Linked DNA regions of Homo sapiens: region 2 is linked to region 1. The links are chromatin loops, found by intact Hi-C in ENCODE. Cell type or tissue: prostate gland. All regions are shown on one strand. Each heading gives the region's core, and the rest is flanking DNA. Links, peaks and the distances in the headings are about the cores only.

Evidence for each region. A loop is a pair of places that touch in the nucleus more often than their neighbours do. Peaks named below come from ENCODE experiments on the same cell type or tissue, not always from the same donor. Only the 100,000 strongest peaks of a DNase experiment are listed, where the experiment ranks them.
Region 2: a loop joins it to region 1, with 2.5 times the contacts of the local background. A loop is called at or near these places in 2 of 110 quality-filtered maps.

Annotation. Positions count from the first base shown.
Region 1 is chr2:29,525,105-29,541,294 of GRCh38, reverse strand. ALK (ALK receptor tyrosine kinase) reads left to right here. Exons shown (of 29, transcript NM_004304.5): 4 at 9,179-9,380. Among named protein-coding and RNA genes, the nearest start is that of ALK, 390 kb to the left of the region's middle. In prostate gland, for the core only: no CTCF peak of the experiment used is centred there; no DNase peak of the experiment used is centred there.
Region 2 is chr2:29,466,945-29,483,134 of GRCh38, reverse strand. All of the region lies in intron 4 of ALK (ALK receptor tyrosine kinase), which reads left to right. It overlaps LOC105374389 (a long non-coding RNA gene), which reads left to right and starts at 7,758. Exons shown (of 2, transcript NR_136317.1): 1 at 7,758-7,781; 2 at 8,022-8,401. In prostate gland, for the core only: no CTCF peak of the experiment used is centred there; no DNase peak of the experiment used is centred there.

The sequences.
Region 1 (16,190 bases), core at 5,180-7,679:
CCAAGTTGATAGCTTTGGAGAGGTTTGGGTTAGAGATTATTAGAGATAGACAAAAGAGTGGAAAACAAATTGGGATATGCAGAAAAGAATACATTTAAATATACCATCCCATCTCTCTTTAAATCAGTCTTTTAGTCCTGAGAATAGATCAGTTTGGTTAAACAGTTGTGTCCCATTCCAGGAGGTGGCATTGCAGGTAGGCTAGGCTCTATATATGATGCAGGCAAACAGATCATAAATAAAAGGTATTTCTATGGAAACAGGGAAAAAAGGCTAATGTCTGGAATAGTCTATAAACTACTTTTTTTTTAGAGTCTCTGAAGCATCTTCAGATTTCAGTGACAATCTGACACATATTTCTGGATTGTAGTTTGAATTGGGTGTTTAAACGAACTTTGTGAGTTCATGTATTACTGGCTGTTTATATATAATTTGCTGTGGTAATTTTTCTTGAAGGTTATTTAAGTGGCCTATCTTTAGTTTGCAGGGTTATAAGAAAAGCACAGTTTTAATTTCTAATAATTTCAAGTTAGAAAAATGGAAGAAAATTTGAAAATGTTATTTTTGGAGACTTGTAGCCAAGAAAGAAGTCAGGATTCAGTCTACATTGTGAGAAAATAATAAAAACTCAAAAATAATGGACAAGGCTGGAATCTCATAACAGAGTTATGAGGAGAAAAACCTATAGGGTTTTTTTTTTTTAAAAAAAAAAAACATAATTCTTCTCTTTAGTCCTTTATTTCTACCAAAGACAAATAATGGTATGACAAACTTATTTGCAAAATAAGTATTAGTTTGATAATATTTGGCCTGATTATTCATATAAAGCATAGCAAGAACGGTGATTGGTCATAGAGGCTCTTATAAGTTAGCTTTGTTGGAACTTTTTTACAAGGAATCTAAGATTAGACTTTTTAAAACCTCGAGGCTAGAAAGCCAAGCCAAGGATGTGCCACTTATCTATATCTGTAATACCTGTACAAATTGGGTGAATTTTTCCCTTCTCAAGGTCTTAAAATATCTTGAGGTTTCTGGGCCTGTCAGAAAGTGACATCTTTTACTTACCACAGGTCAGGAACCCTATAAAGAAACTGTGTAGAAAAGATATCAGGTCAGACTTTTTAAAGGGCTTCTTATCAGCTCAATAAAGCCAATCTAAATTCCTCAAAGCAGTCTGATCATATTTGAAAATATACCATTTCAGTCAAGGCCTTGGTAAAATAACCACTATATCCAATAACCACTATATCCACTATTAACTACTATATCCACTATTTTGTCCTACAAAAGAAAACAGATTCTAACTGAACTTGCGTAAATAACTATATTGCCATAAATTAAGAATACTCACAACTTTTCAAAATTCTGGAGAAATCAGGTAAAGAAAAAACTAAATGTTTTAATTTTGCTCACAAAACTATACTTTACCCAGTTGTTGTTGTAAGCTCTAAGTAGCTCAAAAGAAAAAGTTTTCTTAACTTTAGACAATAAAGCATAAAAAGAATCAACAATGTTTCAAACAAAAAGAAGTCATTAGAAATTATTTTAGTCCTTTATTAGTTCAGTCCCATGTAATTAATTCTTGTCCCACTTGATGTTGTGTTGGCAATTTTCATGAACACTTCAGATTATTAAAATTAGAGTCTTGAACTTTTTTTACCTAGTCGAATGATATGATCTACCCTGTGCTCAAGAGAACCTGTCAGAGTCCTTTCAATGAATTACCTTAAAGAGGAAGCAAATTTTGGACAGTAGCTGATTACAAACCTTTTTTTGAGAATAATCAAAGTAAAACAATAATTGTCTGTAGATTAAAGAAAGACAGAAATAGCTATACTTAAAGACACAACTGGCAATGAAATTTGGTTATTTTTGTGGCACACGACAATTTAACATAATAATCTTAATTATTGCTGATAACATATACCAAGACTTATTTCAAATATGAGACAAATTAAAATGTGCCACAATTTTGACAAGTAACAATGCAAGAGAGAGAATTCATTTGATCCTGATGCTGGAAATATATCCTGCTTGGAGTAGAATGCATTCTTGGATCTATAGAGAAGATTATAAATATAACCCTTATTCACTGCAGTGAGAAATATATAGCCATCAGTATAAAAGATCTGTTTATTGATTTTCCACACTTAGCATCAACCTATAAACAAAACACAAAATACTTAATCATTCTTACACAATCTTGACAAGGTAAAGGAAAAGTACAGCTGATTTGGGAGGGGGGTGTGGAAGAGAAAAAGTACAGGAAAGGGCAGGAAGACTAAATAGCCTCATCTTTATAGTGAGAAGAGTCAAGTGATACTGCCTGGAGCTGTTGGAAGAAGTCATAAATATATCACATAAAGTTAAAAACGTAAGGTGTAGAAGATAATTTTTAAAATCAAGAACATTTTAAAAATCAAGAATTATGAAAGAGATATTGTTATTTTTCTTATTGTCCTATCCATGTCTAAAGTTGTCACACCTGCAAGGAAAACTATGATTATAATATTTAGAATTATGAAGGCAGCAACCTAAAGAAGTTAGAAATCCTTAAAAAAAAATTTTCCAGTGTGTGGAATGTGGTCAGGTGGAGCAGAGGTTAGAGGCTGTTTTAAAAAAAATTATAAGCAATTCTGTACTATTTGATTCCTTGTCATGTGTATTAGTTCATGCTTGTGTCACTGTAAAGGAACACCTGAGTCTGGGTAACTTATAAAGAAAAGAGGTGTAATTGGCTCATGGTTCTGCAGGCTGTACTGGAAGCAAGGCAATGGCATCTGTTTCCTGAGTGAGGGCCTCAGGAAACTTACAATCATGACAGAAGGCAACAAGGAGCCAGCATGTCACATAGTGACAGCAAGAGCAAGTGAAAGAGAATGAGGAGGTCCCAGACTCTTTTAAACAACCAGATCTCACATAACTAACTGAGCAAGAACTCACTTATCACCAAGGGGGTTGTATTAAACCATTCATGAGGGATTTGCCCCCATGATCCAATCACCTCCCACCAGACTCCACCTCCAACATTGGGAATCACATTTCAACGTGAGATTTGGAGGGACAAACACATCCAAACCATATTATTTCACCCCTGCCCCCCCCAAATATCATGTCCTTACATTTCAAAATATGATTATGCCTTCACAATAGTTCCTCAAAAGTATTAACTCATTCCAATATTAACACAAATGTTCCATGTCCACAGTCCAAAGCCTCATGTGGGACTCACCTATGTGCCTATAAAATCAGAACAAGTAATTTACTTCTAAGATACGATGGTGGTACAGGCATTGGGTAAACATTCTTGTTCCAAAGTGGAGAAACTGACCAAAACAAAGGGGTAATAGGCATCACACAAGTGTGGAACACAGCAGGGCAGTCATTAAATCTTAAAGCTTCAAAATAATCTTCTTTGACACCATGTCCCACATCCAGGGCACGCTGCTGCAACGGGTAGGCTCCCAGGGCCTTAGGCAGCTCCACCCCTATGACTTTGCAGTGTGCGTCCTCCATGGCTGCTCCCACAGATTGGAGTTGAGTGTCTGCAGCTTTTCCATGCTGAGGCTTCAAGCTGCCAGTGTCTAGCTGCCAGTGTCTCTACCATTCTTGGATATAGAAGGCAGCAGCCCCCTTCCCACAGCTCCACTAGGAAGTGCCCCAGTGGGGACTCTGTGTAGAGGCTCCAACCCCGCATTTTCCCTTGATATGGACCTAGTAGAGTTTCTTTGCCAGGGCTCTGCCCCAGTGGTAGACTTCTGCCCATGCCTCCTATGGCATTTAGATGGGAGCTGCCAAGCCTTCTTCACTCTTGCATTCTGTGTGTCTGTAGGCTGAATACCACATGGAAGCATGGCTTATGTTATCCAAAGTGGTGTCTGGAGCCGTACCTGGGCCCTTTTGAGCCATGGCTAGAGCTGGTACAGCCAGAATGTAAGGAGCAGTGTCATGAGGCTGAGCAGGGCAACAGCACCCTGGGCCTGGCCCCTGAAACCATTCTTGCCTCTTAGCCTCTTAGGCCTCTGAGCCTGTGATCAGAGGGGCTGTCCCAAATAGTTTTGAAATGCCCTTGCGATCTTTTTTTTATTGTCTTGGATATTAGCCCTTGGCTCCCTTTTAGTCATGCTATTCGCTTAGCGAGTTGCTCCACAGGCCACTTGAATTCCTCCCCTGAAAAAGTTCTTTTCCTTTCTACTACCTGAGTAGTCTGCAAATTTTCCAAACCCTTACGCTCTGCTTTCCTTTTAAATATAAGTTTCAAGTTTGTCATTTCTTTGCTCCCATATCTGATCATAGACTGTTAGAAGCAGCTAGACCACTCATGAACACTCTGCTACTGAGAAATTTCTTCTGCCACATACCCTAAGTTATCACTCTTAAGTTCAACCTTCCACAGATCCCTAAGGCATGAACATGAATGCAGCCCAATTATTTGCTGAGGTGTAACACAGGTTACCTTTATTCCAGTTTTCAATAACTTTTTTATTTCCATTTGATACTTCCTTAGCTTTGTCTTCACTGTCCATATTTCTATCAGCATTTTGGTCAAAACTATTTAATTAGTCTCTAAGAAGTTCCAAACTTTCCCTCGTCTTCCTGTCTTGTGAGCTTCTCCCGCCCAAATTCCTCCAACCCCTGCCCGTTACTCAGTTCCAAAGTTACTTCTATATTTTCAGGTATTTTTATAGCAAAACACCACTCATTGGTGCCAATTTTCTGTATTAGTCCATGCTTGTGTCACTGTAAAGGAATACCTAAGGCTGGGTAATTTATAAAGAAAAGAGATTTAATTGGCTCATGGTTCTGCAGGCTGTACTGGAAGCATGGCAATGACATCTGTTTCTAGTGAGGGCCTCAGGAAGCTTGCAATCATGGCAGAAGGCAACAAGGAACCAGCATGCCACATGGTGAGAGTGAGAGCGAGAGAGAAAGGAGGGGAGGTCCTAGACTCTTTTAAATAACCAGATCTCACATAACTGAGTAAGAACTCACATATACCAAGGGGATGGAGCTAAACCATTCATGAGGGATCTGCCCCCATGATCCAGTCACCTCCCACCAGGCCTCACCTCCAACACTGGGAATCATATTTGAACATGAGATTTGGAGGAACAAACACAACCAAACTACATCACCATGTTACCATCATATCAATTTGATTTTTAGGATCATTGAGTACCTACCATGTGGCAAGCATTGTGTTGCATACCAGACATTTAGAGGTGGTAGCAGCCTTATAGCAGAAGCATCTAAGAAACAAATGATGCTAGTACAGGAGCCCTTCCTAGGGATGTATGTGTGTAAATCGGGAGAGAGGAAGGCAGGGCAGGGAACCACAGCTTACTTCCTTACATCTTAGCGGGAAAGTTCATGGAGTATTTGGCCAATCGATTAAAACTGTTGGTATATAACCCTCAGAGAGGTGAATTATGAGAAGAAGAGTTTAGGACTTGGGGGCTTGGAGACTTGACTCAATTTCTTTAGATTAATAATATTCTAGGCAGGCAGATAGAATTACTGACAGTTTGGGGCTGTAAGAATCCTTAGAGAGACTGTATCCAACACTTCATTTTACCAAGGAAGGTTGGTAGTAGCAGAGCTACTCCAGTTTAGTCCTTCTGATTCCAGGTTTAGTCCTAGATCAAAGGAATTCCAGACTAAGACACCTGTCAACACAGGGAACTGATTTTTATTACATACCTACCTTGAGCAGGCACAGTACTGCCTACTTGATTCATGTTATTTAATTTAATCTTCACAACAGCCATATGAGGTAGGCTCTGCCCATATTAAATTTGAGCAAATTAATATTTAAAGTGTTTAAATAATTTGTCTAAGGTCAATAACTGAACAGATACAAAAGAGTTTGACCTCTAAGTTCATGACCCTTGGGTTTTGGCCCATAATGTGAGCCCTGCTGGTTGAGATGAGAGCAGCACATTCCTACACTGGTGACCAGAGGTAAAAATAAAAATCATTTCATATTTAATCATTAAACATATCAACAAGATGCATAATAAAAGAAACATGGTTGTGGCGCTGTATGAGCAGAGCTCTTTGATCTGCCTCTCCACACCCCCATGGCCACACTGGGTGAAGGTCTGTGTGCTGCTAGACCATCCTTCTTAGTTAGAAAGGACCCCAGGAGACTTTGCCTAGCCCCAAGCTATCCTGAGCAAAATAAATAGAAACCAAAAAGAGAGAGAGGAGAGATAAATTCTTACTGACTTTAAAAGATTTATACTGACAATATCCCAAGGAGCTTATGAAATGTATTTTTTCCCTTATTTTTGGTAGAGGAAAGCTGCTGATGAAGAGATAGCTCTCAACTATAGAGTTCCATTGAGAGTGAAAATAAGCTCAGTCGCTTATTGATAGTCCGGTTGCAGAAAATAAGATTCATATAAACATCATCTCACATATTAGAACTGGAAAAATCTTCCAGTCAGCTTTGAAAGGGTTCCATTATTGAGGTGCCAAATTTCGGGGACAGAATTTACATGCATGGCCACACCCAAGGGTGGAGAGGAGCAGTGACACAGAAAGAGCCCCTAGTCCAATACCTCAACACCTTCAGCTGGATTTTTGAGCTTCTCATGCATGTGCACATGTGCATAGCAGTAATCTTCCTGAGAAGAATGGAGATACTTTCTTTATTTTGCCCCCATTCTTCCCTTCAGTAGCTCAGAAAACTCCTGGTTTCTACTCAACATTCTGCCAACCTGAGAACATCAGAGAATGGTCTCAGACCAGGACACAGTTGCTGCTGCTCCCTTATGTGTAAATTATTATTGGACATGGGACTGTCTTCATCCTAACCCCAGGCCATACCCCCAAAGAGTCTGGAGCAAGACTCTGTCCCCAGAGATACTTCCAGGGTCCTCACGTGCTCTGCACAGATACACACTACCCTAGTACTGGAAACCCCAGTCATCCACCCTCAACACATTGCCTTTGCTTACAACAGTAATATAGCAAACACTTCGAATTTGCATTTAGTCACATTCTTGCCCTTGTGTGGACTTGTGGTGCAAGATGAGGTTGGGTCAATATTAATTCCCTCTTGCCCCCACCATAACAGATCAGTTCTCCTGCTGCACCACTCTGATGGTGCCACTCACCTGCTCAAAATATCTGGCTCTCTATTATCCACAAAATGAAGCTGGAAATCTTCAGCCAAGAAGCAATGCTCTCTGTGGTCTGGTTACACCTCCTATCTCCCTGGCCCTCCTTATTTCTCAGTCTTCTCTCCAGTGTCCTACTCTGCAGCCAAACATCATCTACCTTTGTCCTGACTCCTCTTCCCTTCAACTTTTGCACAGTCCATTCTGCCAGTATCTTTGTTTTTCTCTCCCTGTAAGACCTGGCTCAAGGGTCTTCCTCTTTACGGATCTTCCCACCTGGACCTCCTGTCTCCTCCTTCCTGAAGGCTCCCAACATGTTTTGCCTGGATGTGTGTCTGACTTTATGACCTCTATTTGTGCTGATAGTTCTTGCAGACATCTGTGCACCCCTGCCAGACCTGGAGTTCCTTGAAGGCCACAACTGTGTCTGTCACATCTATGTCCTCAGGGCAGAGCCAGTGCTTGGATGTTTGCTCAAAATAGGCATCCATTAAATGGAATCTGAGGGCAGAAAGGAGTAAGGAAGGGACCGAATAAATGGATTTGGTCTGGTGTCCATGTGCCTCTCATTCCCCTTCCTGCCCCTCTGACTTCCAAAGCTATACATCCTGGCCACAAGTTACCTTGGCCATGTTTTAGGCTGAAGTACACAGTGGGCCAGTGAAAAAGAAACAAGGAGAAGAGTACTGCTTAGAAGTCCAGAAATCTGGAGTATGGTCTTAACTTTCAAACTAAGACTTTGGACAAGTCATTTCCCTATCTGGATCTCCAGTCTGCTTCCCTAGGAAAGCAAGAGGACTGAATTAGATGATCTTCCCAATTCTTTGTCTTTGGTTCTAATCCCTTTTCTTTTCCTCTGTGCCCATGATAAGAACATTTCCTCTGCTGCAAAATACTGTCATAATGTAGATTATTTATGACAGTTGTAGATCACTTTTCTTATATGCCATGCTGAAGCTTCCCAACAAGTACAGAGGGTTCACGTTCTCGATCCAGCTCAGACACGGTCTTATGCTTCATCCTGATTTTAACCAGAAGTCGCTTTTACTTACTTTAAGAAAGTTGGAAACCTCCAATTCCTGGAACAACACCTTCCTTTTGAGTAATGCTTTGCCTTGGTAGGAATCCCCCTCTTTTATCTGCACCATTGTTTATTGCAGGCTGCTAGTTTATTTGCCTATTTGGGAAACTGGGTTATCTGCAGAAGGAGACCTTGGAAGTGCCAGGAGTAGTTTAAGAAGACTGAGTACTCATTAGCTGCTTCCCACTGTGGAAGTCAGGGATCTTGTTGAAACAGATTTCTACTGCAAAAGGAGCAGCATCTAATGGCCCAAAACTTCAAAGCAGAAGTGAGCAAGTAAAATTAATGTATCAGAAGGAATGCCTGGAACAATATAATGGTGGTGTGCTTTTACACTGACAGTAATCCCCATGAATGTAGGTTTCTCGCAGGTCATTTGGCCTGTGCTACTGGAATCAAGATTGGCTTGCTCCAGAGGGAAACTCTGCCATGGGCACAACAACAGGGGAGATTTGTAGGGCTTTTTCTGTGGAGACCAGTTGCAAGTTCACATGACTCATAGGCTCAAGAGCTGAAATGAACATTAAGAGATTATTGAGTTCAGCCAACCCTCTCACCCCATTTTACAAGGGAGGAAACTGAAACCTAAGAAAGTTAATGCTTTTCCAAAGATCATTCAACTAGTAAGGGAAGGAACAAGAGTCTTTTGAAATAGATGTTTTTATTCCTGTTTTGCAGATGAAAAATCGAAGGCTCTAGGACACAGAAGTAGGAAGTAGGGGAGCTAAGGTTCGAACCTTGGTCTGCCTGATTATAAGGCCTATGTCTCCAGCCACTGTCCACCTGCATCAGGCTATACTATTTACAAAGAAAATCTAAGAATGGAGGAAGAAGGCTGGGTGCATGCAGAGAAGGAGATAATGGCCTCCAGTATCTCTGATTTTGATGCCATTTGTCTCTAAGTCTTGCCACAGAGCTACTGCTGGTCTTACCTGAACACATCTGCAGATTCGTTTTCCCTGTCTCTTTCCAGGCTCCTTTCTCCTTCTCAACACCTCAGCTGACTCCAAGCACACCATCCTGAGTCCGTGGATGAGGAGCAGCAGTGAGCACTGCACACTGGCCGTCTCGGTGCACAGGCACCTGCAGCCCTCTGGAAGGTACATTGCCCAGCTGCTGCCCCACAACGAGGCTGCAAGAGAGATCCTCCTGATGCCCACTCCAGGGAAGCATGGGTAAGTACTTCTCCATGTCCAAAATTGATTTTATACCAGGTGATTTGGCTTTTGGTTACACATTTCCAGAGTCTGTGACATCTACTTACAAACTCATGATTGTCCTTTAATCGGTAGGTCCAGGTTGAGCAATTACTACTAATATCCCTTAGGTAGTGTCTTGGGTACTGATTTGTGGGTCCCTCTGACTTCCCTGGCTAGTGGCCCTTCCAGAAGCCAGAGGACCAGCTGCCAGAGTGGGGATTTCATGAGTGGGTGTTAAAGATGTTCATTTCCCAAAGTTCAGATACAGCCAAGAAGAAAACAGTCAAAGAAATGTTAAAAGGCCAGAATGAAAGTAATTTAATATGGTAGAAACTGGGTTTTACCAGCAGAAGTTGGGCAGGAAGGGAAAGGACAAAGTACTTTGGCCATCCAAGCGGGTTCTATGGGAGTTTGGTACCCCAGAGCAGGATTAGTCATGGATACTACGCCAATGTAATTCAGTAGAGATTGGAACAGAGCTTTGTGCTACAACCACCAAGACATATGACAGTGGAATCCTCTAAGCTTTCTGGAGATACTTGCTTACTCAGTGATCCATCAGGCCTCTGCGGTAGTGACATTGGAAAGCAAACTTAAACTAGGGCACTTCTGTGCCTGGCTTTTGTTTTTCCATTCCATAAGTATAAATACCATCCTATGACCTCAGCGTTGAGGGACCCCAGATCTGATTACTTTAGCAACAAGGATCCTTCTTTGTGACTTGTTTACAGGAGAAAAAGCCCAACTGTCTAGCTATGCTTAGACTTGGCTTCCTTCTAAGAGAATACCTTTTCAGAAGGGTCCCACCTGAACGATAACTGTTACCCATTGTCCATCCCCATGGTGTGCAGGGGAGAGATCCTGCCTGTTGCTTTGGCAATAAGGCTGAATGGCCTCCTTCGTAATTTCTTGAAAGTCTTCTCCCCACTCCCAGCCATTAACCCATCTGTATTTAGTTGCACTTAGAAGGACTACAAGCTGCTGCAGTCTCATCAGGAATGAAATCTTGACATCAAAAAGAATGCTCTCCCCATTCCTAAACTCATATCCATCTTCTTGCCTCTGAAATGCCTCTCTGGGCTGGCTGAGAAGGTCCCAGCTACCAAGGACTCTTGCTCTATTCACCAGATATCAGTGTGGCATAGCAGGTGTCTGGGCTGCCCCTTGTTTGGGACCAGCTATCTTCTGGCACCAAGCCTCCCTCCAGCACGGCTTCTCTTTCCAGTAAGAAGCCTGGATGGGAAGACTTCTTATCTGAGGGCAGGGCTATGTGCCATCCTATAGGTATTTGCCCAGCCTCATATTCTGAGAGCTGCATATTCTGACTTATCACTCTCAACATTCCTTCCTTCCCTACCAGGACTGGCAGAGACCAGGGAGTGCTGCTTGAGGCTTCTGAGCCCTCAGGCATCAGTCCATTGTGGTGCTGGTGGCGGGTGGGAGGATTCACTGATGTGGCTGGGAGAGGTGGAGTTGGAGTCTGAGAATACCCATGAGTGTGAGAAAAGGTGCCAGAGGGGTTTCAGCACTTCTTGTGTGGCCTGGCCTGTTTCCCTGTGTAGCATAGTCAGGAAAATAACTCCTCGGGTATGACTGGCCATAGGGCCTTGCAAATAGTTTTTCCCTCTTTACCTTTCTATGCTCATATAGGAAGTCAATTCTCATTTAAAAGAGGAGAAAACTGAGGCAGAGAGAGGAAATAGGAAGTGATGTGGTCCAAACTGGACTCTTTCCAGGAGACCTGAAGCCTCTTAGGGAGAAAGGGTGGAGTTGGGAAAGAGAAAGGGAAATATGAAAGAATCTTGCAAAAAAAAAAAAAAAAAAAAAAGAGCGATTATTTTGATTATTTGATCCTTCAAGACAAATGAGCCCTGGGACTTGCCATGTCAGTGCCTTCAGGGGCAGCCTTCCCTCCACATGATGCCATGGTCACCTGCCTCAACGTCCACCTGGCCACCCAACTTATCCTCTTCCCAAGGCAATGCCTCCATCACCAGAGGAGCTGCTCTGTCCTCTGGAGGGTGTGAGTTGAGCAGGAGAGAGGAATTGGGACTGAGCTGAGGCAAATTCAGTGACTTGATGGCTTTGTCTGGGGCAGAGTTTAGTGATGAGCTGGAGTGATTCCAGATTTAAAGATGCCTGGACCAGCCTCCTCACCTCCCATGAGATCTGTGTGGTGAGGGTAGAAGGTGGCAGCAGAAAGGACAATCAATGGACCATCCACTGCAGCGCAGAGCTACTCTTGTGGGTGCCTTGGCCAGCTGCAAGGAACAGGGCATTTGCCCAGCAAATCAAAACTTGCCCAGCTTTGCACTGTTCAGAGTTTGGGATCACAAAGGATGGAGATTTGCCTGCTCTCTGATTATGGGGTCGCTGCTAGTCTCAAGAATCTTTGGATTTGCAGTACTCAGCAGTTTGCCTTGCCGAAAGCTTGCTCTGTTTAATGTCAGAGATGACCTCACTAGCATAGTGCTCAGAGCAGCGAGGGGGACACAGTGATATCCTGGTGATGTTGAATGTGATGATTACGAATGGGGCTGGCTTCCTCTCATAACAGGAGACGGTGGTTTGGGGACCACTATTTGGAAAACAACATTCCGTGTTTGTAGTAACGAGGGAGGAAGTTGTAATAATAAAGTCGGCTGGGGAGAGCCTGACTCAGAGGAGTGGGCTGAGGAATGACAAGTCAGACGCCACCAAGTTCCCCGGAAACCACTGTGTCGTGAGCAGGTGGTGCCGGCTGTCGTGCACGGGTGGGGCAGGAGCAGCAGACTGGTTGGAAGCACCCGGAGGCAGAAGGCAGGGGAAAGGCAGTTGGAGAAGCACAGCAGCTGCTGCCTTCCTGGTTGCCTGGAAAGCAGCAGAGTATATGAGGTCTAATGAATCACAGAGCATGAGTGGCCACGTTGGCCAAGGCTGCCGGGCTTTGGCTGGAGTCTCGCAGGGGACAGACAGATGAGTGCCCAGCCTGCTCATCTGCATGGCCAGAATGACCAGAGAAGCAAGGAAGCAGAGAAATAGGGGCTACCAAACAGCCTAGGCCCGGCTGATCACAGAGTCACATAGGCATAGGACATCTTAGCTAGAAATTAGTGGCCATAAAGTCCCCATGAACTGAATGAATAGGATAATACTTATGTAAAATGGTGAGCTGTGAAATGGCATATGGAAAATGGCTCGCACAGTGCCTGGCTATCATTGGCACTAATAAGTGCTAGGTCCTTTTGGGTTCAAACATTCATCTCACCATCATGGATTGAGTGCCTCTTGTGTGGCAGGTGCCAAAGATGACACAGCCAAAGACAACAAGGTCACAGCTTTCAAGGAACATCTAGTCCAGTAAGGAAGACACAAGCAGAATAGCAACAGCACATGCTTATGTGAATGTTTTAAAATTGAGGCTCGTATTATTAAGAGGCTGAGCTAAGATCGCTAGTGGCAGATCCAGCAGAAGCAGCCGGCTAGGGAGCCACCCACTGCACCACACTGCCATTCTGATGTGTCTCAGAAGATCAATCCAGCAGCAATTGTCTGTGTAAAATTGGTCCTCTCCCGGATGCAAGAACGCAAGCTTGATGGTGGGTGGCGTGTAGGGCTATAGGAGACACTCTCCAGGGCTCCTACCCAGAAGGCCACCTCGTGTCTTGTTTCCTTTCGAAGCACATGACTTTTTCCCACAGCAGCGGGTATCTGGGGACTTTATTATGTATGACCAGAACTACACAGTGTGTGGAGGGAAGAATTGGGCCTCAAGGGGATAGAAGTTGCCAATCATTTGGATTACTAATACTTGAAAAGATATTTTAAACCGGAAGTCGTTGAGGAAACTCAGGCTTGAGCCAAGATAAGCTGTCAGGGCATTTTAAAGCACAAATAAGCCTCAGTCCAGAGGGTGGTGGTGAATTGAAATTCTCAGCACAAAGCCTTGCCTTTCTGCAGGACCTCAACCCCTAGACCCGGAAGATACGGGAGTCTAACCTCCTCCCCTTTCCATGTTGGTTTCCTGATGGGGAACATGAAGCCCAGGCGGGTGATGTGATGTAATGTGACGTGATGAAGGTCAAACTGCAGGCTCAGACCCGGCACAATGGCTCACACCTGTAATCCCAGCACTTTGGGAGACCAAGGCGGGAGGATCACTTGGGGCCAGGAGTTCAAGACCAGCCTGGGCAACATAGCGAGACCCCCAACCTCTACAAAAAAAATATATTTTTAGTTAGCCAGGCATGGTGGTACATGCCTGTAATCCCAGCTATTCATGAGGCTGAGGCAGGAGGCTTGCTTGAGCCCAAGAGGTTGAGGCTGCAGTAAACTGTGATCATGCCACTGCACTCCAGCCTGGGTGACAGAGCAAGACCCTGTCTCAAAAAAACAAACTAAGAAACAAAACTGCCTGCTCGTGGCAAAGCCAGGACTCATCTCCACAGTGGCACCCTGGAAAGGTCTGTTTCCCAGCTGCCCAGCTGCATCAGGAAACCCTCAAACTCACTGCCCTTAGATTAAAATCTGCAGCCACCCTCCCCAAGTGAAGAAAAATTTGCATTCATGCTGGGTACCCACACAGCTGCCGCGCTTACTTAAGGCAGTCAGTTCTGACCAAAGATCCCAGCTTTAAAACCAGTAGCAATCCTAATAGGAAATGTGCCAAGGTAATTTAACTCAAAAAGATATTGATTTGTGGCCATCAGGAGGTATGGTTTCAATCCTGATTCCACCGCTAATTTGCAGCATGGTTATGGACAACCACAGTATTGCCCAGCCGTAGCTTCTTACCTTCTAAAGTGGAAGCTCTGGTTGCCCTCTGCTCCCCTCTTCTGTCCTGGCAATGCCAGCAACCTATCCTCAGATGCCATCCAGGACTAGGGCAGCAGGAAGTAATTCTCCCCACCCCAGACTCCTGCTCCCTGGACAAAGAGGAACCTCCCTACTGGCCCACTGATACCTTCACCACTAATGCACAGAACCCTGGCTGTTCCTGTCAGTAGACAGGCCAAGCGAGAGATGGTCTCAGGGCAGGGCACCTGTGGAAAGATGCCACCAGGTATTTGCTTCTGAAAAGGGACCTGATTGCTTTTCCCAGGCTGCTCTGGGTTGAACTTCAGTCAGCCCAGTGCAATGTGGCAAGTCTTGACAGCTGAGGAAATCAGAGCCTGTGGCATTCAGCCTCCATGGTCAAAAGTTCTCTTCGAATCTTGCCTGCATGATAAATGAGATCAGAAATAAAAAAGGTGATCATTTATTGAAACTGATGCCCTCAAGTGGCAGTGTCACAATGATTTCAGGCCCAGCTTTTTCTCACTTTCAAAGTCATTCATAGAGTCAGCTTCTCTCTTTTCCCCCATGGTCTGAATAACACACTAATAAATATACAATAAGGCCTTTAATGTCTAGGTGATTTACACTAAAAAGAGAGAGCCATTCAAAGGCTCTAAAGGTAATTTTTAAAAGCCTTAAAACTCACACCCAGGCTTGTCAGGGGGATATTTCTCAGACACCTTGTTACAGGAGCAATCACGTAGCTCGAAGTTCTCTGAGCACACAGTGGGCAGGAGACTTGAGCTCTAAGTATTCTTGGAGGAAATTCTTCACACACAATATGAGCTTGGACAAGTCTCAGAATCTCTACAAGCCTCATCTTTGTCAAATGGTAGTAATTGTGCCACTCACGGGGTTGTCGTGGGTTTAAATTAGATCAACAAGCAGAGCAGGTGCTGATAGTGCCTAACCCCCTGCCTCCCAGGCTGTCTGTCTAAGGGACACTCTCCTCTCAGGCTGCTCAGGGTCATGGGAGAGTGGGCAGGAAGAGAGCCAGGGTTACAGATTTCACTTAAACCCCTCCTTCTCAGAGTAACCACTTGTGTTCTCCAAGATAGATCCCAAAGTACCAGTCCCATTGAGTATACCTGGATTTACCATATTCCTCCCCACTTTAAGTAGTAATATTGAAGCAACTACTAAAATGCTAGTCCTCTTAAGAGGAACTGGACCTTCAGCGATTAACATAGTAGGTCTCAAGCTTTAGTAATACAAGTGAGAACTACACATTTTACAAACTTCATACAATTGAGTCTCATCTTTTTTTTTTTTTTTTTTTTTTTTGAGATGGAGTCTTGCTCTTGTCACCCAGGCTGGAGTGTAGTGGCGTGATCTCAGCTCACTGCCAGCCTCCGTCTCCTGGGTTCAAGTGATTTTCCTGCCTCAGCCTCCTGAGTAGCTGGGATTACAGGCCCCCACCACCACACCTGGCTAATTTTTGTATTTTTAGTAGAGACAGGGTTTTACCATCTTGGCCAGGCTGGTCTCAAACTCCTGACCTTGTGATCCACCCACCTCAGCCTCCCAAAGTGCTGGGATTACAGGCATGAGCCACCGCACCCGGCCCGAGTCTCATCTTGAGCTATTCTGATTTTACTCGTCTTGGAGTGGGCCATGAGCATATGTATGTTTAGAAAGCTCTGCAGGGATTCTGGGTGTGCACCAAAAGTTAAGAATCATGGCTCTAACATCTCAGCTTGAATTGGTTGATCACATAAGCGGGTAGCTTTATATAACCATTTACTAAGCACTAGGAAGAAAAGTAAAAAAGAAAGCTTAAAGACTTGGGAGGGACTTGTGTTTAAGGTGGAGAGCCATTTTTCTCCCACTTATGGGTGGACAGGCTAGTGACAAGGTTTCCAACCCTGGCCTAATCCTGCCTACATAGTCCCTGAGCTGAGGTAGCTGGAGGGTATCCAAGGTCATGAATGTCACTGGTCTCCACAGGTGGATATACTCCTGACACATCTG
Region 2 (16,190 bases), core at 6,876-9,375, 60 kb after region 1:
CAGAACCTAATCTTGTAACTCCTATTCCTGCTCTCTTTTCAAGTGCAAATATTTACCACAGTCTTTTCCAAGTTCCTGCCCTTTGGGTTTCCTATTCTAGAACACATGTTGCTCATTCAGTCTTCTCAGCCCAATAACTGCGTAGGAATAGCCTAGTAGAAGAAAAGCAGGCAGATCCAAGGCAGGGCTGTAAATCAAAGCATGCTGCCATTGGCACTCTCCATTATCTCCTTGCCTCCTATCGCCCCTTCATGCACACACTCTCTTGGGGAGCTTCCTACTGTGGATTTTAGTAATCCATGTAGTCGTCATGGAAGACTAAAGAACTTTCTTATCCAAAGACCAGGTCTCAGAGTTTCTCAGTTTTTGTTGTTGTTGTTGTTGTTGTTGTTATTGTTGTTTTTGCTCTCCTACGGCACTCTCCTGCTCTGTCATCAGCTAAAATACAAGACACTTTTAGTTCATTCCATTGTACCAACAATACTCACTTCTGTGCTGAGGACCCATAGGATACATGCCGTAAATAACTGAGGAAACCCTACCTACCTGACCTCACCTCACACCATTAGCTTGGTGCCTATTTAAAGCATCAGGTCACTTTTCCCAGGTGGTGCCAGCTGTCACACCTCTCTGCTAACCTCAACCTCTGTTCTTGCATACTAAGCCACCTAATTTGATACCTCCTCCCTCAGATGTAGGCATAGGCATCTTTCCCCCTCAGTTCTCCTTCACCTTGAAGAAGTGGGATTTATGCCCTCACTCCAAGTCCACTTTCATACACAGAATCCTAGAACTAGACACCAGAAATTCTTGCAGGCCAACCCTCTATTTTATGAAATTATGGCTCTAAACAGTAAAATAACTCCCCTGCTCATGGCACACTGTCCACTGGTGTATCCCATCCTGACCAGCTTGATCCTACCCCTAGCAATATCTCTGCAAGCCCAGAGAAAGCCTTGATGGCTCCAATGCTACTAGGGTTTTCATTCCCGGTACTGGTCTCAAACCAGGCCTTTCTTGAGGGAAGAGGCAGAATTTATTCAGAGGGATATACTACAGGTTTGCACTTTTCCCATTTGAGATCTGTGGTCACAAGGCAAGAAGGGACAGCCACAACTGGTTTGATTAGGTTTCCTCGTAGGTCCACTGCACTGATCATATTCTTTCTTTTAAGGAAGGCAGGACATCAGCCAATTAATCACCTTCTTTCTTTGTGGGAAGAATTGAGGCTTAAGAGCCTTTGAAAATCAAACAGAAAGTCATTCTGTTGCTGAGTTTTAAATATCACCTTGACCCTCTTTCCTGAATGTAAAGTAACCACTGTATCAATAGTCCTTCCTGTCACTTATCACTTTTCTGAGCAGGAGAGCTGTGAACCATGCAAAGAGAAAAATGACAGCTGGAGAGAGAAGTCCCAGAAAGCCATATTTAAGGTATACAAAGAGGAAAACTTTAAACTCAAAAACCATTAAAACTGAAAAGACTTTAGTGATGATGTGTTCAACACCAGTTTTTAGATGAAAAACTTGAGGCCTAGGGAAGAAGCTTTGCCAAAGTCGGAGATTCTAGAAACCTCAATGAAGACAGAGATGTAGAGTCTGACAGAAGCACATTAATCAGTTAAGGTAGGCCTTATCTATGCAATGTGTGCTGATAACATAATATGTATAAATTGAGTTTTGGTAAAATCAAATTAAATGTGAAGTGTATTATGGGAGCTTGTAGTTTCCAGGAATCTTATGATAAAGACTGAAAAATAATTGTCTTCCCTTCCACATTGCTCTTCTATTTTAAATCTAAATTTGTTTACAGGGGAGTTGCTTAAAGCCAAATATATTGGCAATTTAATGAATTCTTACCGTCAAGTTTGTTTTCTTACTAAGAGGAAAATGATGAAATGGTAAAATAGTTAAAGCACTGAACTACAAACCAGGATTCCAAGTGCTAGTCCAGATCTGCCATTACCAGCTGCATGGCTTGGGTGAATGACTGAAACTCCCTTGCTGTTCGAGAATAATCGCTCAGGTCTCGCGTTCACTAAATCTGAAGCTGGTCCTCAAACACAGGAGCATGGGCCCCCATTACAGGAATACACCCACGTGATATATGAGATGGTTCAAAGGATCATGCCGGATCTCTTTTCCTTGTTAGGGACTTTGCTCCAGTGGTCCCTGGACCAGCAACCTCGGCATTGCCTGGGAGCTCATTGGAAATGCAGAATCTTTGGCCTTGCCCAGACCTGGTGAATCAGAATCTGCAAGGTCTCTAAGAGATTCCTGTGCACATTTAAGCATTGAGAAGTGCTGGCTTAAATGATGGCTTTTTTTTTTTTTTTTTTTTTTTTAAGATGTCTGTTCCCTGAGCTTTCTGAGTTCCCACTTTTGCATCTGCCTGCGTGTTGCTGGAGAGTGCCTGTAGCCCCCGGCCTGAGCCAGCCAGCCCCACTTCTGCTTTCCTCCCTGCGTCTGACTGGCCTCTGCTCTTGACTGCTGTGTGAAGTGAGTGGGCAGATTGACTGACAACAGCAAGAAGTGTCAACTCATCCCTGGGGCAACGGGGCAATAAAAAGCAGAGACAAGAAATATAACAGACAATCACCTAGGACCATACACAGTTTAGAGATAAACAGTCCCATTTAACTCAGCAAACTCTGAAAAGATTCACACCTCTCCAAATGCCAGAAGAAATTATAATTTTCATTGTTTTTAAAATAATATTTTACTTTCAGTTATGAAATATTTTAGAGACATAGAAAATAATATCACAAATATTACAAACAGCTCCATCCCCACCACTTAGAATTAGCAGATATTAATATTTCACCCTATTTGCTTTGTTTTTCTTTCCTTTTTTTAAATAAATAAATCTAAAGCCTCGCCTCATCCTCCTTCAGCCTCACGTCACTCTGCTGAGGTTGCTGGTGTTATTCCACATGAGACTGTACTTTTCCTGTATACTATGTGTCCATACCATAGTCAATGCATATTCCTGTTTTTATCACACTGTATATCTCTTTTGCAACTTGTGTTTTTCACTCCACATTATGTTTTGGGGATTTTTCTGTGCTGAAATATACAAAGTCACATGTATTTTTAAAGCTGCTGTTTAGTATTTAGCTGAAAGAACAAAATGCCCAGGAACGGTTAGTTGAAGGGAGTGAGAAGGGCTGTTTAGGAAGAACAAACAACTTTGAGTTATGTGTCTGGTATATTTTAGGTCAAAGATTTCCTGTACCAGATTTCAAGACTCTCATGTCCTTTTCCCAGTCTGAACCTATCCTTTCCACCCCTGAGAAGAATGTTATCTTCCAGATCTTCCTAATTTTGCCAAGGTCACTGCCAGAGCAGAGGGCACCCACTCATCTGGGGGCGGTGGTAGGAGAGCAAAGGACCAGCCATCCCCAGACCCACAGCCAAGCTGCCCCATGTCCCCCTGTGTGACCCTGTGGTCTTCAATCAAATTGCCTGTGACTAGAGAAGGCTCAACTCCCTGAACCCAGCAATACATGAAGAAAATGCAAACACTTTATTGCTACAATTTATCCTAAAGGAGATTTGCAAAGCCACATGCTTGAGATTTATGGTGTGACATCCAGAGATTTCATGCACTGTATTTCTCATTTATGGGCTTCAATTTAGTTAAGAGAAAAGAAGCTTTCTAGAGCAAAACACCCTAAAGCTTTGGTAAGATAGGATATTTAATTAATTCCAAAATCACCAAGCGGGTGAAGAATGAGTTTCAGGCCTGTGTGTTCAAGCGTCCTCTGGGCCTGCTTGTTAGCTACCTCCTAGGTCTTGGCAACAGATCTGTGTATGAAGAAAGACTGAGGCTGTGGTTGAGGTCTCAGAACCTACTACTATCTCCTGCTGCCATCCCAGAAAGCTCAGGATAGGGTCTTTCCCCAGGGCAGTGTAGATCTGCCTGCTTCAGGGTGAGCCATCATTTCGGGGACATCACAGGAGATGGGAGATGTTCAGGGAACCCTGAGTGCTCCCAGGCTCTAGAGCTCTCTCTAACACACTCCCTTTCTCTCCAAGATGATCAGGCTGCCCAGTCTCACAATAGCGAAGACATCCTTTCTTTCATACCAGTCTAGGACCCTTTTATGAGGACACAGGATGTCATGGCAAGGCTTCATTAGACGGCATTCACTTAGGTCTAGGGTCCTATTCTTTGCAGGGCCAGAAACTAGATTTATTTCTGTGTTCCTGAAGCTAGTCAGTCTCTGGGGACATGTCTTAACAGTAACTGAATTCACAAGCCAGCTATGCTCCCACCCTCTGCACCTGCCCCTACCATTCCCACAAGCTGGGACACACTTGTTCTCCCTGACCTTTCCAAATCCTGCCTGCCCTTCAAAACCCAGCTTAAACACTGAGGTCCTCTTTGAAGCCTCTTCTCAGGCCACCCAGCCTTTGAGTGACCGCTTTCTTTGAATATGTCCATGCTCATCGTTGATACAGATCGGCATCAATCCTCAATCACCTGGCAGTGTAAACTGACTTGCGTATGCGTATGACTTATTCCTCGTCAGTCTGTAGGAGCCTTGAGAGCACAGCATGAGCTCATTACTTCAAAGCTCTTCTCAAGTTAAGTACAGGGTAAGGGAGTCATGGAAAGAAGGAGGAGTCGTGGAAAGAAGGCCACCAGGGAGGCAAGTCCTCCGCCTGTCCAAGGCTCTGTTTCCATATATGCCCAGTGATGGGAGCACTCACCCTACCTTTCCTGGAAGGGGCTTGTGTGGCTCATGGCAGACAATAGATGTGAAGGCTGTTCTGGGGCTGCAAAGCCCTTTATACGAAAGCAGGATCATTACAGTCCTGTGTATGGTAAAACATGGTTTGCTGATTGACTCTAACTGGAACATGGAGTGAGAGTTGTCCTCCCCCTAGAGATGAGAGGAGGGCAACATGGGCCATATTCATATGTATGTTTCCATTCACATGGGTGTTTGTATTCCTGTTCATATGTGTGATTATATCAATCCTCATATTTCTATCTGTTGGGTCTGGAGCCACAGGCAGCAAACCTGGGGAGCTTTGAGAAGCTGAGAGTGAGACAGTCTCTTCATTTTTTATGGATGGAGGAGCATACATCAAGAAGGACAGTGCTTTGCACAGCTCATCAATACTGAACTCAGACTCAGGAAAATAGTCTTTTTCTTTTTTGCTTAAAATCAACGTGTTATCTGCTGGCAGAAGTGCCTTCCTTGCTTCGCCTATAGGCTCCTACACAGCACCTCCAGCTAGAACCCAAGATTTCGGATTCTAAATCACATTCACATTCAGCTCTGATTTCCTGATTGCCACCTGGTGCTGGCCAGGGAAGCAATTTCCCCTAAGTCTTTTAGCCATATCTGAAGTCCCCACATTTCTTGTTGCCCCTGCCCACACAGAGCCTCCAGTTCCCTCGCATCCCTCTCCATCCCTCTGCCTGCTGTCACTGTACCTCTGAAACCAGCAGCCGGTTAGGATCTATCAGCTTGGGAACCACTGTGTCCCAGGACAAGAAGATCTGGGACCACTGAGAAGCCATCTGTTTAGTCCATGCCCTTTAAAATCTGGGACCAACTCTGGGTTATAAAGAATCATATAGCACCTCTGATAAAACATTCTGAACCTGAGGGTGGGGACTTCCTGACTTGCTTAGCTGGGAAGGAAAGAAAATCAACATCACTTGAATACATATGTGTGCCAAGAACTCCACTAAGCAATTTCATGGTTTCAATCTCAGTAAATCCTCACCACAACTAGAGAGCCAAGTGTTGCCATTTATTTTGTAATGTGGAATCTCAGAAAGCTTAAGTAAATGTGTCCCAGACCACACAGCTGGTATATAGCAAAGCCCCTTTCTCTTTAGCATGATGCTGCCTCTGGGTAGTGGGATGAGGGGGTACTGGCCATGTTAGTGATGATGATGTCCTTTCCAGGCTCTAGGACCCACTCAGACCTTCCACCCCAGGAAGTATCTCTTGGCTCCTATTCACGTGCCCAAATCTTACCCAGCCTGCACTGCTCAGCTCAACTCTCCCTCGTGGTTCACTTCTTCCTTTGCACACCACAGCCTTTCTAGCCTGGGTGTCCCTAGTCTACATCTGCACCTAGATCCTGCTGCTCCACCCCTTCGCATCAACTCTGTGTGGTCTATCAGGACATATGTGAATGAGGGTGAGGCGAGGTGCATGGTGATCTCCTTGAATCTGCTCCAGTGTCAACCAACGATAAAAGGGCAAGGTGATCAATACCCAGAGAGTCATTAGTAACAAATTCCTAGCTATACATCTCACAACTAATTTCTGCAGTGTGACATCACAGCAAGAAATGCTCCAGGATGGAATCGAACTCTCCACAAAGCCCAGGGCTCTTTTACACACCTAATCTGTCTCCCTGGTCTCTTCTCCCTGTCTTCCCTGGGCAGCCTCACACGCTCTGAGTCTCAGCCCATGCAGCACACTTCCCTGCATCCTCCTGTGCCTTGTCGGGGAAGCACAGCCCTCCTTCTCCACCGGGAAACTCCCCCGGGTCTCAGGGCTACTCACTCCCTCTTCTGTGCTTCTACCACCGACACCCTGTCTCTTGCAGGCACGGGGCCTGTGGGTACACGGAGTTTTTTTCCATATACCTAAACACATACCATGATTGTCTCTGGAGAGTGGGATTCTGTGTGTTTTTTATTTCCTTCTTGATATTTTGATTCATTTTCTATATTTTTCTATAATGTATCTTTCCTACAATTATCTTTACAAGTGGAAAAGAATGTTGGTGTTTAAAATGATTGTGGTAATTTTATGTCCCTACTGTACTGTAGGATCATCCAGGCCAGAAACTAGGCCTTGGTTTGATCTTCAGAGCTTAGTGCAGTGCCTAGAACCTAGAATGCGCTCATTGTATGTCAGATGCATGAAGGACTAGATGCATGCCTGCAGGCATGGGGAGGAGAGGGCAGCATTTGGGTTGGCAGCTAAAGGCTGGGTCTGAGCCGCAGCTTGTGTCTCCTCATCTGTAAAGTGAGCAACAAACCCTGGTGGTCCCAGCATCCTAAGTTGTTCTAGAGGGAGTCTCCTGACCACTCCCGCCCATAGGCAGCGCTGGAGGAGCAGGCTGCTCCCTGGCCTGAGTCTCTGCCCCACTGTCCCTGCCCCATCTGTCCGAAGCAGCCCCACACGGGAGGACCAAGAGACTTTCACTTCATTGCAGTTGTGAGACTCGATGTCACCGTTCTCATTTGCCGCCTGTCTGGGATTTTATAGACATGCTCTCTCTCTCTGTTTATTGTGATGGCAGTTTGCACAATTCCTCTTCAGGCACTCAGAGTCTTCCAAGCATGAAGCTCCCAGAGATGAATGAGCCTTTATCGGGGCCTCAGCGCTGTTCACTCAGTGGGAGCCAGCTGTGCTCTAGGCTGTCTTAAATTTCCAGCCACATTTTCCAAACCTTTGACTGAGAGGCCAGGACCAAAGGGAGATTGGCCCCAGGGGGTCGCCGATCTCTACATAGAGCTAGCAGGGGCTTAGCCACTCACTTCAGGGGAACAATGAGGATGGCGACAGCTGCCTCCCTCTAGTGTGGTCTGGGAGGGCCTGGAGATGCAGCCTCGTCCGGCGGGCCCGAGACTGTTCAGGAATGTTCTCCAGTGTGTGGACCTGGAGATTGAAGGATTCCCTTAGTGGAGGGAGGGATTCTGGGAAAAGATGGCGGGAGAGGCGGATTCTGCCACCTACGCCGTGTGACCTTGGGCAGGAGAGTTCACCTCTTGGGGCCTATTTCTTCCACAGTCAGATGGTAACTGTGTTACCTGAGGGGATGTGGAGTTGGGAGGAGACATTAAGTAAAGGGCAGTCTTCCTCTTTTGCTGCCCCCTTGAGCTCCCTGAGGCCTGAGGTCTTCCAGCGATGGTGGCTCTGGTTCAGCAAGGAAGGGGTTTCTCCAGGACAGGCTACAGGGCCTCTGACCTCGCCCACTGCCTTGCTTGGCCTTTCTTCTCCATTTTCCGCCCTCTCGAGTTGTCTGATGCTTCTGCAGGAAGTCAGCGGAAGGGCTCAGAGACTCATAGGGAAGATGAGTGAGTGGAGGAGATAAGAAGAAGGAATGCAGGAGCAGGGGGTACACAGGAGCCTGGCGGTTTCTTCTGCAGAAACTTCAAGGGGTTCCCTAACTCCTCTCTTCAAAGTGAACACCAGTGCCTGGGCCCTGACCAGCAGCAGGTGTGGCAGCCAGGCCCCGTCCAGCAAAGGCCTCGCAGTAGATAATTTGTTCAGGCTTTTGTGCTTCTATCTTGGCTTTTCAACTTGATCTGATGAACCACCCCTTGCTCCACCTCTCCCCCACTTATATCGCACTAGAAAATCAGCCTGAACTAAACCTCCCCAAATCCAACAGAATAAAAAATTAATTCACGAATACGTTTCTGTACTGCAGTTCTGTCTTGTGAAACACAGCATATTCCTGAATCCACAATTTTTTCCTAGAGGCAAAAAATTCAGATATTATTTCTGTAGAGTTAGTTACACAAGGTAACTGGAAATCTACATGTGATTTTAAATAGAGCACACAACTTTGGCGTTTGGAAAAATATCAAACCTCAGAATTAGGAAGTCATCCTTGTCACCATCAGCACAACCAGCCGTCGTTGCTATTTTTCCTTTTTTTAAGCTAGCTTTATGTTATAGAGCATACATACACTAAAACCACACGTCAGTGGATACATTTTTACAAAAGGAAATCATTCATGGAATTACCACTCGGACCAAGATGTGAAACACTTACCGGCAGGTAAGAAGCCATCTTATGCCCCCTCCCAGTCATTACAGTCCCTTAAAGATCATTACTATTTGACTTCTTTCCCTATAGATTAGATTTTCCTGTTTTTAAATTTTGTGTAACTTTATTTGATAGTATTAACTATTTTGTGTCTGTGAGATATTCCTGTTTAGTTGTATGTAGCAGTAATTCAATTTTGTTGTTGTTGCAGACTATTTCATTGTATAAACATACCACAATATATCCAGTGAATTAGGTTATCCTTATACTTGTCTTTTGGAGCATATATACATTTCTTTTGGATGTTTACTTAGGAGGGTAAAAATGTGTGTCTAGTCAGCTTTAGAAGATATTCTGGAACAGTTTGCCAAAGTAATTGTACCAACTTAACTCCTCCCAGCAATGTATTGAGAATGTGCTCCATAGTCTCAACAACTTGGTAGGGTCCATTTTTTGTTCGTTTGTTTGTTTTTAGCCATTCTGGTGGATAGGAAGTATTGTTTTTGTTTTTGTTTTTGTTTTGACAAAGTCTCACTCTGTCCCCCAGGCTGGAGTGCAATGGTGCAATTTTGGATCACTGCAACTTCTGCCTCCCAGATTCAAGCGATTCTCCTGCCTCAGCCTCCTGAGTAGCTGAGATTACAGGCTAATTTTTGTATTTTTTTTTTCAGTAGAGATGGGGCTTTGCCATGTTGGCCAGGCTGGTCTCAAACTCCTGCATTTCCCTGATGAGTAATGATTTTGAACACCTTTCATATGCTTATTGAATATTTCTTTTGTGAAGGTCCTGTGCAAGTCTTTTTACCCTTTTTTGTTGTATTGTTTGTATTTTTCTTAATGATTTTAGGGCTTCTTTATATATTACAGACAACAGTCCTTAAGATGTATACATTGTGAATATTGCAGATATTTTCTCCAAATCTGTGGCTTGCCTTTCCATTTACTGCTTTTTATATCCTATTCAAGAAATCTTTACTTACCTTGATATCATAAATATATTCTTCTATGTCATCTTCTAGAAACTTTATTGTTTTTCCTTTCACATTTAGGTCTATAATTCATTTAGCATTAAGTAGAGGTATAGGCTCATTTATGTTGAAAAGATTCTCCTTTCTCCACTGCATTGCAATGGCATCTTTGCTGTGAATCAGGTGGTTTTAAGAATAGGTTTGTTCCTGGACTTCATTCAGAGAAGACAAACTTCTCTGTTTGTCTATATTTGCACAAGTACCACACTGTTTTAAATACAGGAGCTTTATAATATGTCTTGATATCTGGTACTGTAAGTGCTCCAACTTTGTTCTTCAAGATCATCTTTGCCATGCTTTGCCTTTTGCATTTCTACGTGTATTTTAGAATCATCTCATAAATTGTCACACAGTACAAATACACACAATTCTGCTGAGATTTTGATTGGGATTAAGTTTAATCTACAGATTTGAGGAGACCTGACATTCTAACTATAGTGAGTCTTCCAGTCCTTAACACATGATAAATTTTCATTTATCAGATCTTCTTTAATTTCTCCAGGTAATTGTTTTTAGTTTTCTTTGTATTCTTGCCAATATTTCTTTAAACTTACTCTTTTGTGACTTTTAAGTGTTTTTATAAAAGTTATTTTTAAAGATTCATTTTTTCTTTTGTGACTAGTATTTAAAAATGTAATTTTTGTTGTATACAGTATTGACTGTGTATTCAAAAACCATGTTAAATTCACCTATTGATTCTAGTTGATCATTTTATTTTTTTTCCAAATGTGCCTTTTATTTCTTTTTCTTGCCTTATTGTATTGGCTAAGAGAACTAGTAAAATGTATGTTAGAAGTGGTAACAGGGAGCCTCATTGTCTTCTTCCTTAATTCAAAGGGAAAGCTTTCAATATTTCATCATTAAGTATGAAGTTAGCTGTAGGATATTCAGAGATACCATTTGTCAGATTGAGGAAGTTTCCTTCCGTTCCAGTTCCTACAATGGCATAAAAAATTTTCCCAAAACTCAGTGGCAAAGAACAACCATTTACTACACTCACAGATTTTGTGGATTGGGAATTTAGACAAGGTACAGTAAGAAAGGCTTGCCCCTGCTTCACAATGACTGGGGAGCTGGAAGACTTGAAGTTGAGGACATGGAATCATTTGAAAGCTTGTTTACTCACACTTCTGGTGGTTGATGCCAACAGTAGACTGGTGGCATCACTACTTGGGCCTCTCATATAGTCTCTCCATAGAGGCTAATTCAGGCTTTCTCATACCATGGTGAGTGGGTTCCCAGGGTGACCGTCCTGCAAGACAGCCAGGTGCCACCTGTGATCTTGCCTTGAAAGTCATCAACATCGGCTGGGTGCAGTGGCTCACGCCTGTAATCCCAGCACTTTGGGAGGCCACGGTGGGTGGATCACCTGAGGTCAGGAGTTTGAGGCCAGCCTGGCCAACATGGTAAAACCCCATCTCTACTAAAAACACAAAAAATTACCTGGATGTGGTGGGGACCACCTGTAATCCCAGCTACTCAGGAAGCTAAGGCAGGAGAATCACTTAAACCCAGGAGGTGGAGGTTGCAGTTAGCCAAGATTGTGCCATTCCACTTCAGTCTGGGCAACAAGAGTGAATGAAACTCTGTCTCAAAAAAAAAAAAAAGAAAAGAAAGTTATTTAGCATCATTGCCACTGCATTCTACTCTGCAAGTTCTGTGAGAGCATGTGGGAACGGAAATATTGCTGTGACCATATTTGGAAAATGCAGTCTGCCACAACTGCTATTCCTAGTGTGCTGAGGTTTTTCATCACGAATAGGTAATGAATGATATCAAATGCTTTTTCTGTATTTATCAAGACAACTGTATACTGCTTATTCTTTTTTCTATTAATATAGTGGGTTATATGGATTGAGTTTTGAGAATTAAACCAACCTTATATACTGGAATAAGCTCAACTTTTTGTGATGTATTACCTATTTGATATATAATTCATACCGATCTGTTAATACTTTGTCTAGAACTTTTGCATCTATGCTAATAAGAGAGATTGACCTGTAATTTTTCCTTCTTGTAGCCTTCTTAGATTTTGTTATCAAAGTTATGCTAACTTTATAAAACAAGACAGAAAATCTTTGTTTTTCTATCTTCTGCTAAGAGTTTGTGTGAAATTGGTTTTACTGCATCTTTAAATATTTGGAAGAACTCATTGATAAAGCCAACTTGGCCTGGAATATTCTCTGTAGAAAAGTATTTAATTATATATCCTATTAACATAATTAAAAGTATTTAATTTTGCATCCTGTTAACTGTGTATCCTACTTAATTGTGTATTCCATTAAAATATAGTTATATATTATTTTACTATGCTGTTCATGGTTACCCTAGTGACCATTAGAGTATATCTTAAATTAGTATGCTTGCCACTCCTGAACAAGGCAAGAACCTGATTACTTAAACTCCACTAGCCACCATCCTTTCTTTTATCCTTTTGTTGTCATGTATTTTACAGCTACACATATTTTACATATCTGAAGACACTATTATTATATTAATTAGCCAAAATTCATTTAAATATTTCCACGTATTTTCCCTTGCCATTGCTCTTTATTCCTTCTTCTATGACTGTTGCCTCCATTTGGGAAAAATTTCCTCTTGCTTCAAGAGCTTGCGTTAATATTTCTTTTAGTAAGGGTCTGCTGGCAAAAAAAAAAAAAAATTCAGCTGTTTTGTCTGAAATGTCTTATTTCACTTTGATTTTTGAAGAATATTCTCACTGGGTAAATAATTCTTGGCTGGCAGTCATTTTCTGCTAGCACTTTAAAGACATCACTCTGTTCTCTTTCGGCCTTCCTTGCCTCTGTTGAAGTCAGTTGTCAGTTTTATCAATGCTTGTTTGGAGGTAATGTGTCTTTTCCTCTCTGGCTATTTTAAAGATTTCCTTTCTGTCTTTGATTTTCAGCAGCTTTATTATGATGTGACTAGGCATAGTTTTCTTTACATTTATTCTATGTGGGACTCACAGAGAAGTTTGAAGTTTTTGTTAATTTTGAAAAATTGTCAGCCAGTATTTCTTCACATATTGCCTCTGTCCTTTCCCTCTTTCCTCTTGTCTGGGACTTCAAATTATATGTATTTTAGACCTTTTCATTGTGACTCACGTGTCTCTTGAATTCTTTTCTGTATATTCTGTCTTTTTTTTCTTCTTCCTATTATTCAATCAGGGCATTTTCTGTGAGTCTCTCTTCCAGTATCCTAATTTTCTGTTCTCTTGTGTCTAATCTACTGTTAAACTCATCTATTGAATTATTAATTCGTTATTGTATTTTTCACTTCTAGAATTTCCATTTGATTCTTATAAATTCCCGTTTTCTAATGAAATTCTTTATTGCTCATCTGTCTTCTTGAACATATTATAATTATTCTAAAGTCTATATTTGATAACTCCAATATCAGACTTCAAGGTCTGTTTTTATTTTTTTCCATTGCTTTTTATATTGGCTTTGGGTCATTTGGCTCTGTTTCCTGTCCTTTCTGGTAATATTTTATTGAATTCCAGAAGCTCTAAAGGTTGTTGTTCTTCAGAGAAGTTTCATTTTCTTTTGGCAGGCAGAAACCTTGATCCAATCAGGATTTGATGATTTAGGGCTGTGAAGTCTCAATGAATGACTAAATGACTGCATAGAATTGGCAGAAATCCACAACTTATTAAAAACTCGTTGGGAGGCTGGGGGATGATGAGTGGGAATTTTCAAGAAAGAAGAAGTCAAACCCTTTGTGGCTGGGAACTTCAATGTCAAGGAGGGGGATGGTGCCATTAAGAGAGCTACAGAAAGGGCCAAAGTTAGGAAAGAGTAAGGAGAGATTTCATGACCACAGAGGTGCAGCATGCCTGTGAAAAGATGCTGGGACTGAATGGGATTTTTATCTTTCTGAGAGAGAACACCCTGAAAGATGGACCTAAAAATAAATGCAAGTGGGCCCTTATCAAAACTAGTATCTGAAGACCACCTGCCACTTTCCTGTTAGATATTACTGTTGATGTCACTGGTTCTCAGCAATTGTCAAATTAGGGGCTCTGGGTATTGAGAAGGCAATTTGGCACAAGATAGTGGCTGGTGATCACTGATTTGGCTAATTCCTTACATTGACCCAACATGTCCACAGATGTGGAATGGTTCTGGAAACTCATCTTTTCATTATCTCATTGACCAGGTGCCTACTCCTCCACTCAGACTGCAAATAAGAGCAGCTTCCTTTAGGAAAGCTTCATAGTATGATCTTTACCCTCTCAGACCTCATTAGGGTTGACTATTTCCAAGACATATCAGCCTTCAGCCTGTGCCATTAGCCCATTTATGCCTAGTGTTCCATTATTGGAACACCAAGCATGTGAGTGTTATTTATATCCTACTGCTCAAGGTCATTGCCAAAGTCTGATTGCAAAAGTTCAAAAAATTGCAACCTCAGGCATAAATGGGTTATTGGTAAGGCAGTTACTGTAGTTCTTTGGTGTGCTAGTTCTTTTTTTTTTTTTTTTTTTTTTTTTTTGAGGCAGGGTCTCACTCTACTGCCCAGGCTAGAGTGCAGTGGTGTGATCATAGCTTACTGCAGCCTCAACCTCCCAGGCTCAAGCCAGCCTCCCACCTCAGCCTCCTGAGTGGCTGGGACCACAGGCACATGCTGCCATACCCAGCTACATTTTTTTTCAAATTTTTTGTAGAGAAAGGGTCTCACTATTTTGGCCAGTCTGGTCCTGAACCCCTGGGCTCAAACAATACACCATTCTTGGCCTCCCAGAGTGTTGGATTACAGGCATGAGCCACTGAGCTGAGCTGGCTATTCATTCTGAACCATGAACTTTTCATTTAGAAGGATTGAAAAGAGAAATGTATGTTCATGAACTTATTATGGGCTCATATCGCTAGCAAGCCAATATTCTTCAAATCTGTATCTCCATGGCTCCTCAACTTCACCCTAAAATATATTTATTAATCTCCCAAGTGCTCAGCATTGGTCTAGGTCAGCAGTTCTCATAATTTTTATCTCAGGACTCCTTTACACTATTAAAAATTATTGGCCAGGTGCATTGGCTCACGCCTGTAATCCCAGCACTTTGGGAGGCCGAGGTGGGTGGATCACTGTGTCAGGAGTTCAAGACCAGCCTGACCAACATGGTGAAACCCCATCTCTACTGAAAATACAAAAATTAGCTGGGTGTGGTGGCACGTGCCTGTAGTCCCAGCTACTTGGAAGGCTGAAGCAAGAGAATCACTTGAACCCGGTAGGCGCAGGTTGCAGTGAGCTGAGATCGTGCCACTACTCCAGCCTGGGCAACAGAGCAAGACTCTATCTCAAAAAAAAAAAAAATTATTGAGGACCCCAAAGAATTTTGTTCATGTGAGTTATATATATCGATTCTTATCATGTTGGATATTAAACAGAGAAATTTTAAAAATATTTACCTATTCATTTACAAATAATAATAAATATGTTACATAACAATATTGGTGTAAATAACCTATTTTAATAAACAGTAACCATATTTACCAAAACTAAAATAAATTTAGAGAGAAGAGTTGTTGTACATTTTTGCAAATCTCTCTAATGTCTAACTTGATAGAAGTCAGGTAGCCTCTGGAAAACTCTGTAATATACTCATGAGAGAGTGTGTGTAGAAAAGAAAAATGATATTTTAGTATTATTATGAGAAGAGCTTTAATCTTGAGGGTCCCTGAAAAGATCTCAGGGCCCCCGAGCCACACTTTGAGAGGAACTGGTCTAGTGGATAGGCTTTTATACCAGAAAGAATGAGCAGATTCCAAGCTCTGGTCTTAGAGCAGGCTCATTTCTTAAAATCATCCTTGTACCTTTTAAAACCAGAATTAATAGAGAATGTACTTGGACTCCATCAGATGGCAGAAAATGATAAACTAAGTGGAAAAGGAAGACTAATTGGCTTATGTAACTGAAAAATCTAAAATAGTGAAACTAGGCTTCAGGCTCTGAGGGCTTGTTCACTGCCATATTCCCAAGGCCAGCAACAGTGCCAAAAACATAGCAAATATTCAATATGTATCTTTTAATTAATTAAACAATAAATTAGTAACTGTTTTCAGGACTCTTTATCCTCAACTTGGCTTGCCATTTTTTTTTTTTTTTCTGTTATCAATAAGACTCTCCATAAGATTGCTCATTGGAAGCCCTGGTCAAACAAGGCTCTTGGTCCTCATGATCCCAAAACAAAAGTCATCCCTTCCTTCACACAGCATGTCAGTATCAGCCCTTCTTGGATCATGTGTCCAAGCTGTATCAACTATTGTATGTGAGGTGAATGGGTATTGCCAGCTTAGAAGGGGAGGAGGGGTGAAATTATTAACAGCCTTACCAGAAACAACTGGAGATGCGGCAGTTCCCAAAAAAGAAGAAATACTGATCACACATCACACAAAATTACAGA